Regions from separate parts of the Homo sapiens genome. Here region 2 is linked to region 1. Evidence: chromatin loops called from intact Hi-C (ENCODE). Cell type or tissue: prostate gland. All regions are shown on one strand. Links, peaks and the distances in the headings refer to the core of each region. The heading gives the core; the rest is flanking DNA.

Region 1 (8,505 bases), core at 249-8,248:
CCTTAAGCAAATGCTCATAGGCTCTTTCCTCTCTGGAGCCAGAGACATCATTGCAGTATTTTCTGGGGGCACCATTTTTTGGAACTTGTCCCAGCATGTGTACCAATGAAGACCAGTAAGCTCTTTGAGAGCTGTTAGCTTGAAGGGCTGGGACTAGCTGGCACCATGGGTTTCAGTATTATTAGTGTGGAATATTGCCAGAGGTGAGAGGTCTTAGGCAGAAATAAGAAGACAAATAGATTCCACCTAACCTGCCACTCTCAACTTACCAAATGAATGGTGTTTATGGGCACCTAGCACAGGAGCCAGGTCCTAAGGACTCTCTGCTATGGCTGGCCAGTAACTCTCAGTCACTGAGTCCCAAGGAAGGGGATGGAGTGGCTGTGAGCAGCAGGAGACACAGAGGAGTTAGGAACAATGGCTTTTTACCAACTAGTATAGAAGTACAGTCATCCTTCAGTATCCGTGGAGGATTCCATGACTCCCTGAGGATACCAAAATCCACAGATGCTCAAGTCTCCGATATAAAATGGTATAGTATTTGCATATAATGTATGCACATCCTTCCATATACAGTATTTAAAATTATCTTTAGATTACTTGTAATAATTAATACAATGTAAATGCTATGCAAATAGTTGAATACTGTGTTGTTTAGGGAGAATAATAACAAGGAGAAAAGTCTGTGCATGTTCATTAGGGACACAACATCCATTTTCTTCCCCAAATATTTTTGATCCTTGGTTGATTGAATTCGTTCATGTGGAACCCACAGATATGGAGGGCCAACTGTGTTTCACTATATTTAAAATGAGCAGGCTCCATGTATCAGCTGAATATTATGTGAATGAAGGGAGATGGATATGTTTTTAAGTTTTAATTTATGTAGTCATTTAATCCATACAATTATGTATGACTTTTCCATTCCCTGCTTTGGATAGACATGGTTTCAGTGAATATTTTATTTTTATCTGAATTATAAGAAAAGTCATAAGTGTAACAATCATGTTACATACATAACAACAACATGTACATGTAGCAGTAGAGTTGCATACATAACATAAATGTAACAAAGAGGAACAATAGGGACTGGTGGGAACTGTGGCAAACTGGAGAAGTGTGCCTGACCTAATGGGTGCAACTGCTACTCAGCTGAAGCCAGCTGGGAACCATGTGGGAATGCAGGCCCACTATTGCCAACAGTTCTGATTTTTCCAGGGGAGCCAGAAACTCCAATTTTTAAAAGATTTCTCTGGATTTTGAAATGTTGACAGCCAATTCAAAAAAATTTTTTTAACACTATGTGAACCAAACAAAATATATCTATGGGCCAGATTTGATTTATGGACCACCAGTTTGCAAGGCTCTTGGTCTCTAAAGGCTAAATTTGTGTCGGTCTTACTGCTATTCCCCCTCTCTCCCACCACCTGTTCTTTCAATTCCTAGAATTCCCATGGGCTGGTGGACTGGAGTAGCCAGTTCCCTGTAGTTGAGACCATCCTTTGTTTCTTACAGTCATAGTTAGAGCTGACACAGGTGCCAGGAGACATTTTAGCTGTGTATTTGAATGGTGGAGATGATTAAATCTGTTTATGTTGACATTCTTGAGAAGGATGGTCAGGTTGGTGGAGGTTTCACAGCTAAGCTCAAGACAAGGACAGTCAATCATGTTTATTTCACAAAACTGGAAAACTTACGTTTGAAGTTCTCAGGAATGGTAAAGAAAAACAAAGAAACAAAAACCCCCAAGTGACTGATAAGTAGCAATCTAGCTTGCTACCTACCTTGGTTTATCAACCTTCTCTATCAGATATTTCTCTCTGAAATAATGATAGGTCATCTCTGCTCTAGGTATGGGGACCACAACTTGCTTCAAAGTTGGCATTCAGAGAAACAAGAATTGAAATAAAATGGAATCACATCACATGTGTGCTGAATGTACTCAAACTCAACTACGTGACCTTGGCCAAAAGAGAAATACCCTTTAATTTATTCCTTCTCCTTTCCACCTTTCAAACTAGACTCTGGCCTCCACTGCTTCAGGACAAGAAAACCCACAGCCAAATTGTAAAAAGAAACAAAGAAATTAATCCTTGGTTTTTGGTCTTCCAGGAGTCTGAGCTCTGTTGATTTAAGGGAAGGTAATGAATCTTAAAGGGAAATTTTGAATACATGTGGGGTTTTTTCCTCTTTTCTGACTGTAAAAGCAGATTTCTTAGAAGATGAAATTTATTGATAATTATTGAAATAAGTATAGTCATAATAGCTATTATTTATTGAGTGCCTTCTATGTGTCAAGCACTGAGCTAAACAGATTAGTATTTAACACTCATAAATATTAGCTTCTTTAATCTTTCCAGCAATTCTACAGTTCCAGGCACTACAATTATTCCCATTTTACAGATCAGGAGACACAGGCCCACATATAATAACCAGTCTAAGGTCCCATGGCTATTAAGTGACAGAGTCAAGATTCAAACTCAATTCATCTGACTTAAAAGCTTATGTTCTTTAGTGGGAATATTGAGATTTATCCCCTTACCAGTGGTGGTGAGGATTCATTACTAGTTTAATAATTATAAGAAGTCCTTACTAAAAACAGTGTGCCAGGCAATGAACACATGATGAGGTACAGTCCTGCTACCGGAGTCTTCAGACAGATTGAAAAAACAGAGATCTAAATAAATGATTAAAGTACAAAATGAGAGCTATGATAGAGGTATCCCCAGAAGAAGAGCTCTGAGTTTCTTTTCTGTGTGTATTGTTGTCAATTCCAGCCCTCAGCCATTAGAACAGTTGGAATCTCCCAGTTAACTCCGCAAATTTCTGAGTAAAGAACATTCACTGGTGGCTGGACATAGTGGCTCACGCATATAATCCCAACACTTTGGGAGGCCGAGGCAGGTGGACCACCTGAGGTCAGGAGTTCAAAACAAGCGCGGCCAACATGGTGAAATCCCATCTCTACTAAAAATACAAAAATTAACCAGGCGTGGTGGCAGGCTCCTGTGGTCCCAGCTACTCAGGAGGCTGAGGCAGGAAAATTGCTTGAACCTGGGAGGCAGAGGTTGCAGTGAGCTGAGATCACGCCATTGCACTCCAGCCTGGGCGATTTCGTCTCAAAAAAATTATATATATATATATATATATATATATATATATATTCACTTATATATATATATTCACATATATATATATTTTTTCATTGTCAAGCTATACCTCTGTCCAAGTCAGATAGCATCTACTCACCCTTCTTAATTAGTTTTCCTGAGCTTGTTAATAATCTTGAAGTCTGCAACATTTAATATCTAATTGTTCTGACATCATCCACAGAGATTTCCTCCTGGGGCAGGATTTCCTAATGTCCTCACAGTGCGATTTATATTTTTGTTACAGAGAAGGCTGCCAAGCATTAGGCAATTGTCAAACACCAACAGGCTGTAGGGACAATGGTTCTTCTTTCTCTTTGGAGTCCAGCCAATGGCCCAACAAAATGAAGCAAGCCTGGAAGGAATGTACCATCGAAGCCACTACAGAAGCATAAAGCTAAGCACTGACATCTTCCCATGCATTTCAGGGCATTAGGCTTAGATTATACCAGGCTAAGAAGATGAAGATTGATGTTTGGCTGCAAAACAAGAATTTATTACTAACTGCTATGGTCTGAATGTTTTTGTCTCCTCAAATATGTCAAAATCCTAACCACCAAGGTGATGGTATTGGAGACAGGGCCTTTGGGAGGTAATTAGATCATGAGGGTAGAGCCCTTATGATTGGGATTAATGCCCATATAAAAGAGACCCCAGAGAACTAGCCACTCCTTCTCACCATGTGAGGACACAACTAGGAGGTACCATCTATGAACCAGGAAGCAAGCCCTCACCAGGCACTGAATTTGCCAGCACCTTGATCTTAGACTTCCCAGCCTTGAGAACCATAAGAAATAAATTTCTGCTGTTTATAAACTGCCTAGTCGATGATATTCTGTTACTGTACCCCAAATTTACACTGACCAAACATAAATGTAAGCAAAAGTTATCCTTCTATCTGGCATATTTGCTGAGAATATTTTCTTCTCTTGATTTTTACAAATACTTTGCAAGGTAGTATTGCAAGGAAGAACAGCAATGCTGCTATATTCCTTGGAGAATATGGTTCCCTGGTAAGTAATATCTCCAGAGGAATTGCTGAAGTTTTTGGTCTGTTGTAAAACAGTCTTCATAAAGACCTGGAAGCAAGACTGTAAAACATAGAAGGTAGGCATGCCTCTGGGCTTCTGATGACACTCAGTGCTCCATAGAATTACCCTGTTAAATCTCCGTGTATCTTATTAACATTTATTATAATAGCTATAATTTATTGGCATCTACTCTATGCCAGGCACTGAACAATGAGATTTATATCCATTATCACTAATCAAAAGGTGAGACACAACTGACGGAACTCAATTCATGTTGTGAGTCTCTTTAAGACATGCATCTTCAATGGGAATATCATCTCCAAAGATGTGAAAATTGGTGTAGGGTGATAGTGAGGGGGAGGACTTACTCTTTTTATGTATAAAACACAGATATACATAGAGAACTCAAACAGACACATGGTATATTTGTGGTATTAAAGTTTTATGTGGTGAGGGGAAGTAATTAGGCAAAAAGTGCCTAAGAAGGCTCAGTGTGTGGTGATAACGAAAAAAAAGTTGAGAAACACTGCTTTAAGAGATAGTCAACTCTTAATTTTTTTGTTGAATTTTATAATATTTACTTCCTTTTTTTTTTTTTTTTTTTTTTTTTTTTTGATATGGAGTCTCGCTCTGTCACCCAGGCTTGAGTGCAGTGGTGTGATCTCGGCTCACTGCAAACTCCGCCTCCCGGGCTCACACCATTCTCCTGCCTCAGCCTCCCGTGTAGCTGGGACTACAGGCACCCACCACCACGCCCGGCTAATTTTTTTTGTGTGTGTATTTTTAGTAGAGACGGGGTTTCACTGTGTTAGCCAGAATGGTCTCGATCTCCTGACTTCATGATCCGCCCACCTCGGCTTCCCAAAGTGCTGCCACCGCTTGAGCCACCACGCCCCGCCATAATATTTACTTTCTAATGTGAGAAATTTTTTAGCTATTTTGATGATTACCAGGTAAATCATGACTCGAAAATTTCAATTTGTATAGCTGATTTCATGTACTCTTGTGTAGGTTCTTTCATGTTTTGAAATTCTTAAAGAGTATTTCCTTCCTTGGGTCCACAGGAATTTTCAACAGATTTGGGGCACATTCCACCATGTATGGAGTTCTGCTTCCCTACCATGTAATTCATGCTCCCTGATGCTGTGCTCATGGATAATTCCTACAACCACTAGGGGAGGAAGATGTTATGGTTCTCCTTTTTACAGATAAGGAAACAAACATTGTGAAAGGTTGAGACATTCATTTCCTCATGATCTTGCAGCTGGTTTGTGTGGACTTGGGATTAAAATCCAGTTCTGGAACAGCCTAAAGTCCATGCATATTTGATCCACTATTCCAGAGTTCTCAAAATGGTGCTCCATGGGCCAGATACAGTCCACAGACATGACTTTTGTGTGTGTATGTGTTGTTTTGTTTTTGTTAACTTAGTGTACTTAAAATATTTAAATTTGCTGCCAATACTTAAAAATTAAGAGATCTTTACAGGAACAAGTCTAGATTTACAACTTTTCTTTGAAAGCTTAGGGGCTGTGGGCTTCCATCCTACATGGGAACAATTGACTGAAACTAAGGAGTGGATACTTTTCAAAACAGGGTTTGCACACTCCAATTTGCCTAAGTCCCTGCCCCTTCCTACTGCCTTACACCCAAAACCCCTTCATTCAAACGTCCTATATATATGACTCCCAGAATGTAGTGTTTCTGTTTCCTTCGACTTCCAATGTTTTCTAAATCCTGTGTGTCTCTTCAGTATCTTTCCTTCTCACTCATCCATGCAATAATTTTAAAGTGAATTATGAGTCCACTTTAATTTACTACTTTATTCTTTCTGATTTTCTAGATCTCTCAAGCAGAGCAACTTTATCAGTGATATTTAATAAAATGAAACCAATTTTCTTTTTCTTCTTTCAGTAGCCATGTTATATTTCACCTGAAAATCCTTCTAATTCATTGCTTATTTCCTTAGGGTCTCCATTTCTGAAATTCATATGCTGCTAAGCCTTAAAATATTCAGTCTTTCCAAGCCTGTAGTTTTGAGCTACACTGCAAGGGCATATCAATTTTACTTCACATCAGAGTTTTGATTAGTGATTATGTAAGGACTTTTTTTTCCCCTTGACCTTTTATGGGTTAAACAGAGCCTATGGGTCTATATAAAGCTCTTTCCTTCTTGAATTCTTTCCTTGCAAGTATCTTTATTTTGACTTGTGGTACTTGGTAGATTAAGTGCTTGGAAAAGAAGTGGTCTGCCTGCCAATTCAGGAAGAAGAAGGAAACATTCAAAAACTTGATCAGGGAGGAGGAGGAAACACTCAAGGAGTATAATTTGTTGGGGCATTCCAGTCTGTCAACAGCTCCATCGCTATGAAGACATGAGAATCCAAGAAATAAACACAAAGCAAAGACCACAGTAGATAAGAGGAGGCATTTCCATCCTGGAAGCAAATGTCTGTGTCCTCACATGGTGGTTTTATATTGTTCCATTCGTTACTGTGGAATGCACTTTTCACCGACAACATCTGGCTCTCTAACAACGATGTAAGTCACTGAAGAACACACAAACACTATCACAAAACTAACAGCTGTATTTTGATACATCCAACCTAACCCTTTCTTTTGTGTCATTGCTTTAAACATTTTATTTGTGTGTAAATCTGCTTTTAAATAAAAACATCATAGAATATAGAATTTAACATTTTTTGCCCCAATTTATTATAAATGTATTCATTGTAGTGTTCTCTCACTTATTCATTGGATCCATAGTTCATTCATTTACATATTCATGCATTCTGCAAACATTTAATGAGTTTTTTAATCTTCCACTGTAAAGCTTTTACAAATATACATGCTAGGGCCCCAGGCTCAGACATTCTGATTTGTTTGGTCTACAATGGGAGCCAGTAATCAGTATTTTTAAAAAGATTTCTAGGTATTTCTACTGTTATAAACCAGTGTTTAACAAGAAACATGGCATAGAGTATTTTTTCCAACAGAAGTGATTATTTGAAACATTATAGTGGCAGATTTTTGTATTAAGAGTTGACCTGCCTTGGCATAAATGATAATAATATGCTTTGATAACTAATAATGATAACAATTAACATTTACTGAGTGCCATAAGTACTGAGCTAGGTACTTCATACTTAATACTTTATGTAATTTCTACATCAGCCATGTAAACCAGATATTTTTATCTTTGTTTTGTGTTGAGGAAAAAATATTCAGAAAATGTACTTAACATGACACAGATAGAAGTAGTTTAACTATTGGGGTTTGAAGTCCATATTTCTAACTCCAAGTTATGGTCTTTCTACTCTGCACACTCATTCAGAACTTTGGTTTTGACATCCGATATTCATAAGCGTAACTAATACTTTTTTCATAGAGCATCTTAGGCACATGACCTCATTCCACAGTGCTGTTCACACAGAGAAGTTAATCATGGCAGAGTGGAGGCACTGGGGTTCCACAGAAGAGAGTGAAGCAATGAAAAACACTCAGCTAGTTCTGCCTAGAATTTGAGTTACAAATCCTGGGCTTTTTCTACTGTGCCATGCTTCTTTGTTTCTTTTTCATGTTCTGATTCAGAAGTTTAGGGAGGTAATGACTGCCTTGGCCCTCTCAGTGAGCAATAGAGCCGGTAACACTATGCTTTGGCCACAGCTGATTGGCTCAAAGATGGACATCTGTCCCAGGTTGACCCAATCACATTCATTCTCTCTCTTTCTGACTTCCCACCGGTCTCTCTCCCAGGTATTTAGAATCAGCACTTGAAAAGATTGGTCAGTTCTACCTGAAGGTGTTGAGCCTGTATGGCGATGTATATCAGCAACGGATGAACTCACCTGAGGATGGTTTCTTAGGGGCCAGGAAAACAGATAATGGAACTGATGTTCATGAAGCAATAGAGATATCTGGTGAACCCCAAAAGAGAGACAAGCACAAAGAGTAGCTCCTTTGACTTCTGCTGACTCTATACATACCATTTATTCTTCATTGTGATGCCTGATCTTAATTCATGCCCTTGGGTTTTGTGAGCAACCTTTGACTTGATACAACAAACTCCTATTTATTTGAGCAAATTGAGTAAGTTTCCCATGCTTTAAAACAAACAACCCTTGACTAAACTAATGACCATGTTTTAGAACGCATATAAAGTTTATCATTTTGGGCACCCTTAGAGTGAGTTACATTTTACTCCCAAATAATCTAGTTACTCTATCAAACTGGACTATTTAGACTGCCAGTCACAGAAACTGAAATCAAACCAGCTTAAGCGAAAAAGGGAAATTTATTTGGCTGTTGTAATTGAAATATCCAGG
Region 2 (8,505 bases), core at 404-8,403, 93 kb after region 1:
ATCACTTCCTTTGTACTGCCTTCTGTGACTTCCTGAGCCAGACCTGGCCATGCCTTTTCTTATATATATTTGGTATATTTTTATGCTTCTATTGAGGCAGTTATCAACCTTTAATGAAATGATAAATTTAAACGTCCATCTCCTCTATTAGGCAGTGAACACAACAAAAGCAGAGGTAATGCTTTATTTACCTTTGCAATCCCAGTACCTAGCATGGGGATTGGAACCCAGTGGTTCCGTATATGCTGAATGAGTGAAGAAATGAATGGCAGACAGAGATACAATCTTCGAAATTAATTCATTGAGGTGTTTTTGACCCCAGATCCAGATATAAACTGCAGAAGTTCAATGAATTTCCTCTAAAATGAATGCTAAATTGTGATTGAATCTCTGTGTGTATACTTGTGCATACATTTATCTGGGAAGCTAATCCATAGCCTTCATCATATTCCCAAAGGAATGTAGGATGTATTAAAGGGGATACAAATCACTGACATAATTCAATCTCCTCAAAAAATTAAGATCTCCCTTTCTCCCGCTGCATGACAAAAACAACCAACCAACCAACCAAACAAACAAACAAACAAACAAACTAAACCAAGGGGAATGGGGGCTTTTGAAAGGAATGAGTAGGCAGGAATGTCCCTGAAAGATGAGGTCTGCATGATAGTCTTGTTTTAGTCCTGAAGGGGACGGCGGAGCCCAAAATATCAGTGCTCAGAAAGATTTGGACCTAACTGGCATGCAATGCAAGCCCGGAGCTTAGTTCATTCACTCCTTTGTCCATTGTGGAATTATCTAATGACAAGAGGGATGTGGGTGGTAACAAGTGAGGTGCCTTCTTCTCCCTTCCTGTTGAGTCATTCTCCAAATAATGTTCAGAGTATGAGGGGAAGTAACATTAGCTTGAGGATTTTTTGTTATTTGAAATCTGTAACTAAATAACAGCACTACTCATTGTGGCTTTTCCTTTCTTTCTGGTTTCATAAATTTCCCTTACATTTTCAACTGGGTGAGTTATTTGCCATTTGCTTTCCTAACCTGGTGTTTGTGCAGCATCACTGGCAAAAGTTAATATGTGCTTCTTGCTGCCCCAGGGATTCTTGCAGCTCTGTAATGATGAAATTAATCTATAAATGTGGTCTCTAAAAGCACCTCTGGGTCTCAATCTTTGAATGAAAGGCAGAGTGGAATGGAAGGGATCTGTTGCTTTCATTATCATTATCTAAATGGATGCAAATGCAGCAGATTGAAAATGCTCATCCTTACCAGAAATGATAAGAATCCAAAGACCTGCTATTTGCATGTTTAATTGCAATGGCGCATTGAGAGACAGAATTACTGTGTGGGGGTTATGGGCACTTCACAAACGGTAATTGTCCTCCACACTTATTTTTGTCATCTTGATGAGTGTTAGAAGATGGCTAGGCTTTCTAAACACTTGCACGCTTCCAACTAGGGAGGATATTTTGGCACATTAGGAAAACATGGCATGAATTCAAGTGAGCTGAGTTACATTAGCCCGTCTTTTCTGGTTAGTTCTGGTTAAATGGTAACTTTCCATAAAGTGCCTTCCTTTTCCTGGCAGTAACATTTACTGAGCACAAAGTTGCATTTCAGGTACAGAACCAAGCTCTTTACACACTTCTCTCATTTGACTCCAATATCTGAGGTAGATTCTATTACTATTTTCATTTTACAAATAGGAAATCCGACACAGAGAGAAATCTAGTAACTTAGCCAAGTTTACATAGGAAATGACTAAGTCAAGATATAAATGCTTATTTGTCTGATTCCCAAGCCAAAGTTGTTGGTATGTGAAATAACTTTTTTTCTATCATCAAAGCTCTCATTTATCAACCATTTTTTCATCCATTCATACATCAGATATTTATTGAGCAACTACTATAGGCTAGCTATTATGTGCAGTAAAAAAATGGAAGCAAAACATTGCCCCTGCCTTCAAGTCCATGCTTGAAATAACCAAAAATGAAATTCTGTTGTTTCTTTATACAAGCATCAACAGAGCATCATTTTTGCCACCTTCCTCCTCATCAACATCATCATCATCAGAATTACTTTTTACTGAGCCTGAGAAAGTTGTCAGAACCAAAATGGAGTCGCTTGTGTTTAAAAAAACAAAAAACAAAAAGCCATGACAAATAGAGGCAGGGAAGGCTGTAAAGAGAGGGTCCTCAAACTTCTGTGCCTGATAAGAAAAACTATCATAAAAGACTCTGCAAAAACTGCAACCTTGCCAAAGGCCATCACAACCTTGCACAAAAAAGTACTTCTGTGGAGACATCTGCCCAGCAACTGCCTGTCCAACATCAGACTGATGTCACTCTTGTTATTGATCTCCGTAGCCAAGAAGAATCATTTGAAAACAATTATGTAATCCTCCTCATTTTTCCTTTAAAACCCTTTGTCTTCCTTTACCTCCCTGAATACACACACCATTTACTATGGCATGCATATTCCCATTGCAATGCCTATTCCTAAATACATATCTTTTATTTTAGAGAGGCTCTTTCTGTTTATGTTGGTTGACAAGCCCTTAACATCTGCCAGGTGCTGTATTGGGCACTATTTACTTCTAACAACCTTTTGAGGTAAGTGTGATCATCCCCACAATATGGCTAAAGAAACCACAGCTCACAGAGCTTAAATGACTTTGCCCATGCCACCCAGCTAGTAAGTGGAAGAGCCAGCATTGAAGTCCAGGGCTGTCTGATTCTAAAGCCACATATTTTAATAACAATATCACCCGAGGATTCTGAGACCACTCAACAAACCAATGTCACTTAAGGATTTTTTAGAGACTACTTTAAAAGCAATGTGAATAAAATGCTTAATGAAGAACCAAAGCTATATGAACTGAGTTCTCAGTCCCTGCCAGTACTGTGCTAGAAACTGTCCATGTATGCTCTCATTCAAGTATCTCCATAGCCTCCATAGATCTTGTTAGTTCTATTTTGCAGGTGAGGAATCTGAGGCTCAGAAAGAGGAAGTAACTTGCCCAAGGTCACACACAGTGGAGGCAATATTTAAGTCCAGATCTGCTTGATTTTAAAGCCCTATATTTTACTAACAACATCACCCAGAGCGTTCCTAGGGAAAATGCTCATTTTCAGAAAAAAATCCAGAAAATGCTTACCAAATAGCAACCCCTAAGTTAGTTGCCTAAAGGATACAGGCTGCTGGGTAGGCTTCATCTTAACAAGGGTTTCCCTTCCCCAGACCCATGCAACATTATTTTTCTCCTATTTTAAAAAAACTCTTTTTTCCCCCTTCTTGCTTGGTAGGAGGACGGGGTGTGTGTGTGTGTGTGTGTGTGTGCATTTGCGGAATGGAACAATAAAAAGGAGAGAGACATGCATAGAGATAAACGGATTGCAGAGAACTCAGGAGATCCAAGTTGATCTAAAGGCCCTGGGGTCTGGCTTCTTGCAATCTCTCTTTACCTGTTGATAACAGCTCACTTCTGGATAAGTCAGCAGGGGGTTGGGGGTGGGGAGTCATTTTTAAGGAGAAGGAGAGCCTCTGTATTAGTTAAATCCTTTTAACATATATAGTAAAAGGGAAAGAATCCCACCACTCACAATTTTCCCTGGAATGTTGCTGGGTTTTGGATTCTGATTCAGCTTCAGAAGGCTGGGATCCCACAGAGCATTAGAAGGACTGGTGTGATAAGAACAAGATCATCTATTAAGCACCTATTACATACTGGTGTGATGCTGAGGACTTTGCATTCATTACATCTGCTACGGTTTGAATGTAGTGTCCCCTTCAAAATTCATGCTGAAACTTAATCCCCATTGTGGTGGTATTAAGAGTTGGACCCTTTTAGGAGGTGATTGAGTCATAAGGGTGGAGCCCTCATGAACGCCCTTATAAAAGAAGCTTTAGAGAGAGTTTGCCTCTCTTGTTCTTCTGCCTTCGGCCACTGAGGACACAGCATCAAGGTGCCATCTTGAAAGCAGAGAGCAACCCTCACCAGACAGCAATGCCAGTGCCTCAATCTGGTACTTCCATCCTCTAGAACTGTGAGAAACAAATTTTGATTCTTAATAAATTCCTCAGTCCTTGGCATTTTGTTATAATAATGCGAATGGACTAAGACAACCTCATATGACTCTTTCACCTACCCTGCAAATGAGGCAGTTGTATGCCCTTTTGATAAGGCTAGGAAATTGTGGGTTCAGAGAGACAAAACTTTTCCCAAGAGACACATAATGTTCTCTAAGATTGTACAGCCAGTATGACATAGACCTGGGATTCAAATCTAAGATTAGATTTTAAGTGCAATTTATGTGTCTCTTCAGTGGCCAAATATCTGCACTTGCTTCTTCTGGTTAAACATAATTTGCTGTCTGACATCCTTATCTCAGCCACTGACCCCTGAGTCATCTCCCTTCTCTATCCCCTTTCTCACTGCCAACATGTAATGGGCTTGCAAGATGGAATGCCTCCCCTACTACCTGTCCCTTCTAGGGAATCCCTACCCTTAAATATTCTTTATGCAGGAATTCAAAACTACATGTTGACCAGATAATCCCAATCATGGATTGGGAATAGACAGTTCATCTAAGAGTAGCCAACCAATAGCAGGCTGGCAACCTGTGGGGTGAGCTACTGTGAAGCCTCATGCATTGCCATGTGCTGTGGCTCAGGCCTATAATTCCAGTTACTCAGGAGGCTGAGGTAGAAATGCTTGAGCCCAGGAGTTCAAGGCTGCAGTGACCTATGATCATCCCACTGCTCTCCAGCCTGGGCAACAGAGCAAGACCCAACTCTTTAAAAAAAAAAAAAAAGGCCAGGTGCAGTGACTCATGCCTGTAATCCCAGCACTTTGCGAGGCCGAGGTAGGTGGATCACCTGAGGTCAGGAGTTTGAGACCAGCCTGACCAACATGGTGAAACCCTGTCTCTACCAAAAATACAAAAATTAGCTGGGCATGGTGGGACGCAACTGTAGTCCCAGCTTCTCCGGATGCTGAGGCAGGAGAATCGCTTGAACCCCGGAGGTGGAGGTTGCACTGAGCCGAAATTGTGCCACTGCATTCCAGCCTGGGCAACAGAGTGAGACCCTATCTTAAAAAAAAAAAAAAAAGAAAGTTTGATGTAGGCAGATATGATGGTTACTAATAAGTTTCATTCTCTTTCTTTTACTTTCTACCCCACCCCATCCCTAGGGATTCAAATGATATGAAATAGTAAGATACAGAGATGGTGTTGCTAGTCACTTTTAGGAACAGAAACACAAAGATGTCCAGAGAAAGGCCATAAAGAATTTGGGGTCATGAGGAAAGCAAAGGTATGAGTTAGCAGAGGCTATGGAATGATGGGCATAGAAGGAAGTTCAGTATAACAGCAAGAGATCCATCTGTTTCCGTTGCTGATGGTACAGCTGACTGCCTTAAATCCTAAATAAGCTGTCCATGACACCTGAGAAATCCTATCCCAACACTGGGATTCCTACTCTTTTGGTGCTTACCTTTACTTTCACTTAAATCTGATTACTTGGAGTAATATGTTGAGTTTGTGGGATTATCCATGATTGCATTCACAGATCTAAACAGACAGTGGAACCTAAAGAAAAAAAAAATCCAGGGCAAAAGGAAGGTGACTCCCAACTTGAGAAAAATTTTTATTTTTTCCATTCAGCTCTATTCAGAATGCTAAAACATAAATATAAATCTAGATAGAGAAACATTTCCTAACGTTAAGTTAAACAGATCCCTGGAGTTGACAGAGAACATTAACCTACTCCAAATCTTTACCTAATCCATTAATCTCACATAAACACCCAACAAGTCTTCTTGTCTGTGTTTGAATACTTCACCAATGAGGATCTCCCTCTTGTGCTATAATTGCCAGGAGGTTTCAATACCTAAAACTTTTGCCTAACAAGCAACTAAGATAAAAACAACATAACACAGAATAACATATTTCTAACACTTCCAAACGACAAATATTTCTTTATTGTGCTTGGCATGAGAGTGAGCAAGACAGGTGGAAATCCTGTCTTTCTGGGGTTTACATCAGCCTTTTCAAATTTTTATTTTGAAAAATTTTGAACATACAGAATAGTAGAGAGAATAGTGTGATGAACACTTATGTTCCATTATCCAATTCAACAATTAAGAATGCACAGCTCTTTCTGTTTCATTTTTATGCCTTTTCCCCTAAGTCTCCCTACCACCCTGCTGAATTATTTTAAGATAAATCCCAGGTGTCATATCATTTCGGCATGTGTTTCTAACAGATAATGACTCTTTTTTCTTCATGTAACCACAATATTGTTATTCACACTTGAAAACATTTAACAGTGATTTTTTAATATCATCTAATTTCCAGTCAGTTTTTTTCTTCAAATTTTTCTTTTTGTATTAAAAATATCTTTTTACAGTTGGTTTGTTTGGAGTTTTACATTACAATGAAACATGCTCTTTGAACAAAAACACAGCTAAATCTTGATATTTTATTCCATATATGTAGTTAAACCTACCTGGAAGACTACCGATTCTATAAAATGTATAGATTTAAACAAAACCAGTAGCTATTTTTTTTCCTCTACTTTCAGAAGCTTATCTTCTAGAGGATTTTTTATTTTTTATTTATTTTTATTTATTTATTTATTTTTTGAGGCGGAGTCTCGCTCTGTTGCCCAGGCTGTAGTACAGTGGCCTGATCTTGGCTCACTGTAAGCTCCGCCTCCCAGGTTCACGCCATTCTCCTGCCTCAGCCTCCCGAGTAGCTGGGACTACAGGCACCTGCCAGCACGCCCGGCTAATTTTTGTATTTTTAGTAGAGACAGGGTTTCACCGTATTAGCCTGGATGGTCTCTATCTCCTGACCTCGTGATCCGCCTGCCTAGGCCTCCCAAAGTGTTGGAATTACAGGCATGAGCCACTGTGCCTGGCCATCTTCTAGATATTTTTATAAGCTTGATATTAGACATCACTCTTCTGTTTTCTCCAAAATGATTTTCCTCTTTTTTATCACGTGGCTTTCTTTGTTAATGAAGCACAGATCATGTTTGCAATGTGATAATTCTGCTCCTTGGAAAGCCTATTATTCTGAAGGCCTAACATCCTCAGAAAACATTCACTGAAAGCCCACTAGAATAACAGAATGTAGGGCTATTGATCCAGCAGTCCTACTTCTAGGACTGAATACAGAAGAAAATATGAGAGCAGAAATAAATGTTATATTTTATATTATATAATCATATAAGTTGTTTAAAAAGTTTCACTGTTATAGATAACTGTAAGAGAAACATCATTATATATAATATGTATATTATTATCGTGCTATATTGTACATTAAACATATAATTTATAAATTAAATCTAATGACATATTTATATCTTATGCAGAATGATGTCTATACCATTGTTTATTTATAACATTGAAATTTTTAAAGTCCATTGAATGGAATTGGTTAAATAAATTAAGGCTAACCTCCATAATGAAATACTACAAAGCGATTAAAAATTATCATGGAAATATTTGTATCAATATGGAAAGATAAACTATTTTAGGTGAAAATATTAGGCTATGAAACAGTATGTAGCATTGTTATGCAAGATCTCCAAGTTGTATTAATTTTAAAAGGTGCAAAAGACCTAAAAACTATATATATATATACACACACATATATATATGCACACACACATACACACACACAGACATAAAGTGATCCCATTTGTAATTACTCCACGTATTCCCTGACACTCAAATGTACATATACATGAATAGAATAGCCCGGATGACTACATGCCAAAATGTTAGCAGTGATTCTTTCTGGGTAATAGGTTTGCTTGAATACATATTTCTTAAAATGTCTGTGTTTTCTGAATATTTTAATAAGTATATATTATTTTATATCATAAAACTTTTATGTTCTTAATGTTAGGTTAGAAAAAGTTACTGGCTTAAGGTTACAGATAGTTCATTTCAAAGCAAGACCCAAGCTCTCCCTTGAGAATCATGTTATTTGTTTCTCCTCCACTTAAGGCTGTTTCCTGGCAAAATGTTTCTCAGTTGCTGTGTAAATAGGTTTTGGTTATGCCTGTCCTACAAAGTGTCTAAGCTTGGACCAGACACACCTGAATCACAGCATTGGCCCAAGCTGGGACCACCACAGGCAAGACATACACACAGGCAAGACATGTGCAACAGTTATCAAAGGCATTGAGAGGACAGAATAATGGTCAGTGTCAAGGTCATTGTGTGAAGCTGCACAGGTTGAGCTCTGCACATCTCCTGAGGTTGAGGGGACCATTTACATTAGAAACTATGAAAGTTTCTGTGCACAATGTTTCCCTGAAAATGTATAATGCCCAATCTGTACAACTGTGCCACCAAGTCCTGAATTCCACTAGGGCAAGAGGAAACTTCATGGAAAGGAAGTCACCTTGAGGTCGACATTTCAATACAACTCAATTCTGAGTGATTTAGTAACATTACATCATTGTGCTAATATTTAATGGTTTTTGTTT

Evidence for each region. Hi-C counts contacts between places; a loop is a spot of excess contacts. Peaks named below come from ENCODE experiments on the same cell type or tissue, not always from the same donor. Only the 100,000 strongest peaks of a DNase experiment are listed, where the experiment ranks them.
Region 2: it touches region 1 in a loop (4-fold over the local background); 16 of 110 quality-filtered maps call a loop at or near these places.

What each region holds. Positions count from the first base shown.
Region 1 is chr3:69,555,651-69,564,155 of GRCh38, forward strand. No RefSeq gene overlaps it. Among named protein-coding and RNA genes, the nearest start is that of FRMD4B, 170 kb to the left of the region's middle. In prostate gland, for the core only: no CTCF peak of the experiment used is centred there; a DNase peak (open chromatin) is centred at 3,451.
Region 2 is chr3:69,648,462-69,656,966 of GRCh38, forward strand. No RefSeq gene overlaps it. Among named protein-coding and RNA genes, the nearest start is that of MITF, 87 kb to the right of the region's middle. In prostate gland, for the core only: no CTCF peak of the experiment used is centred there; no DNase peak of the experiment used is centred there.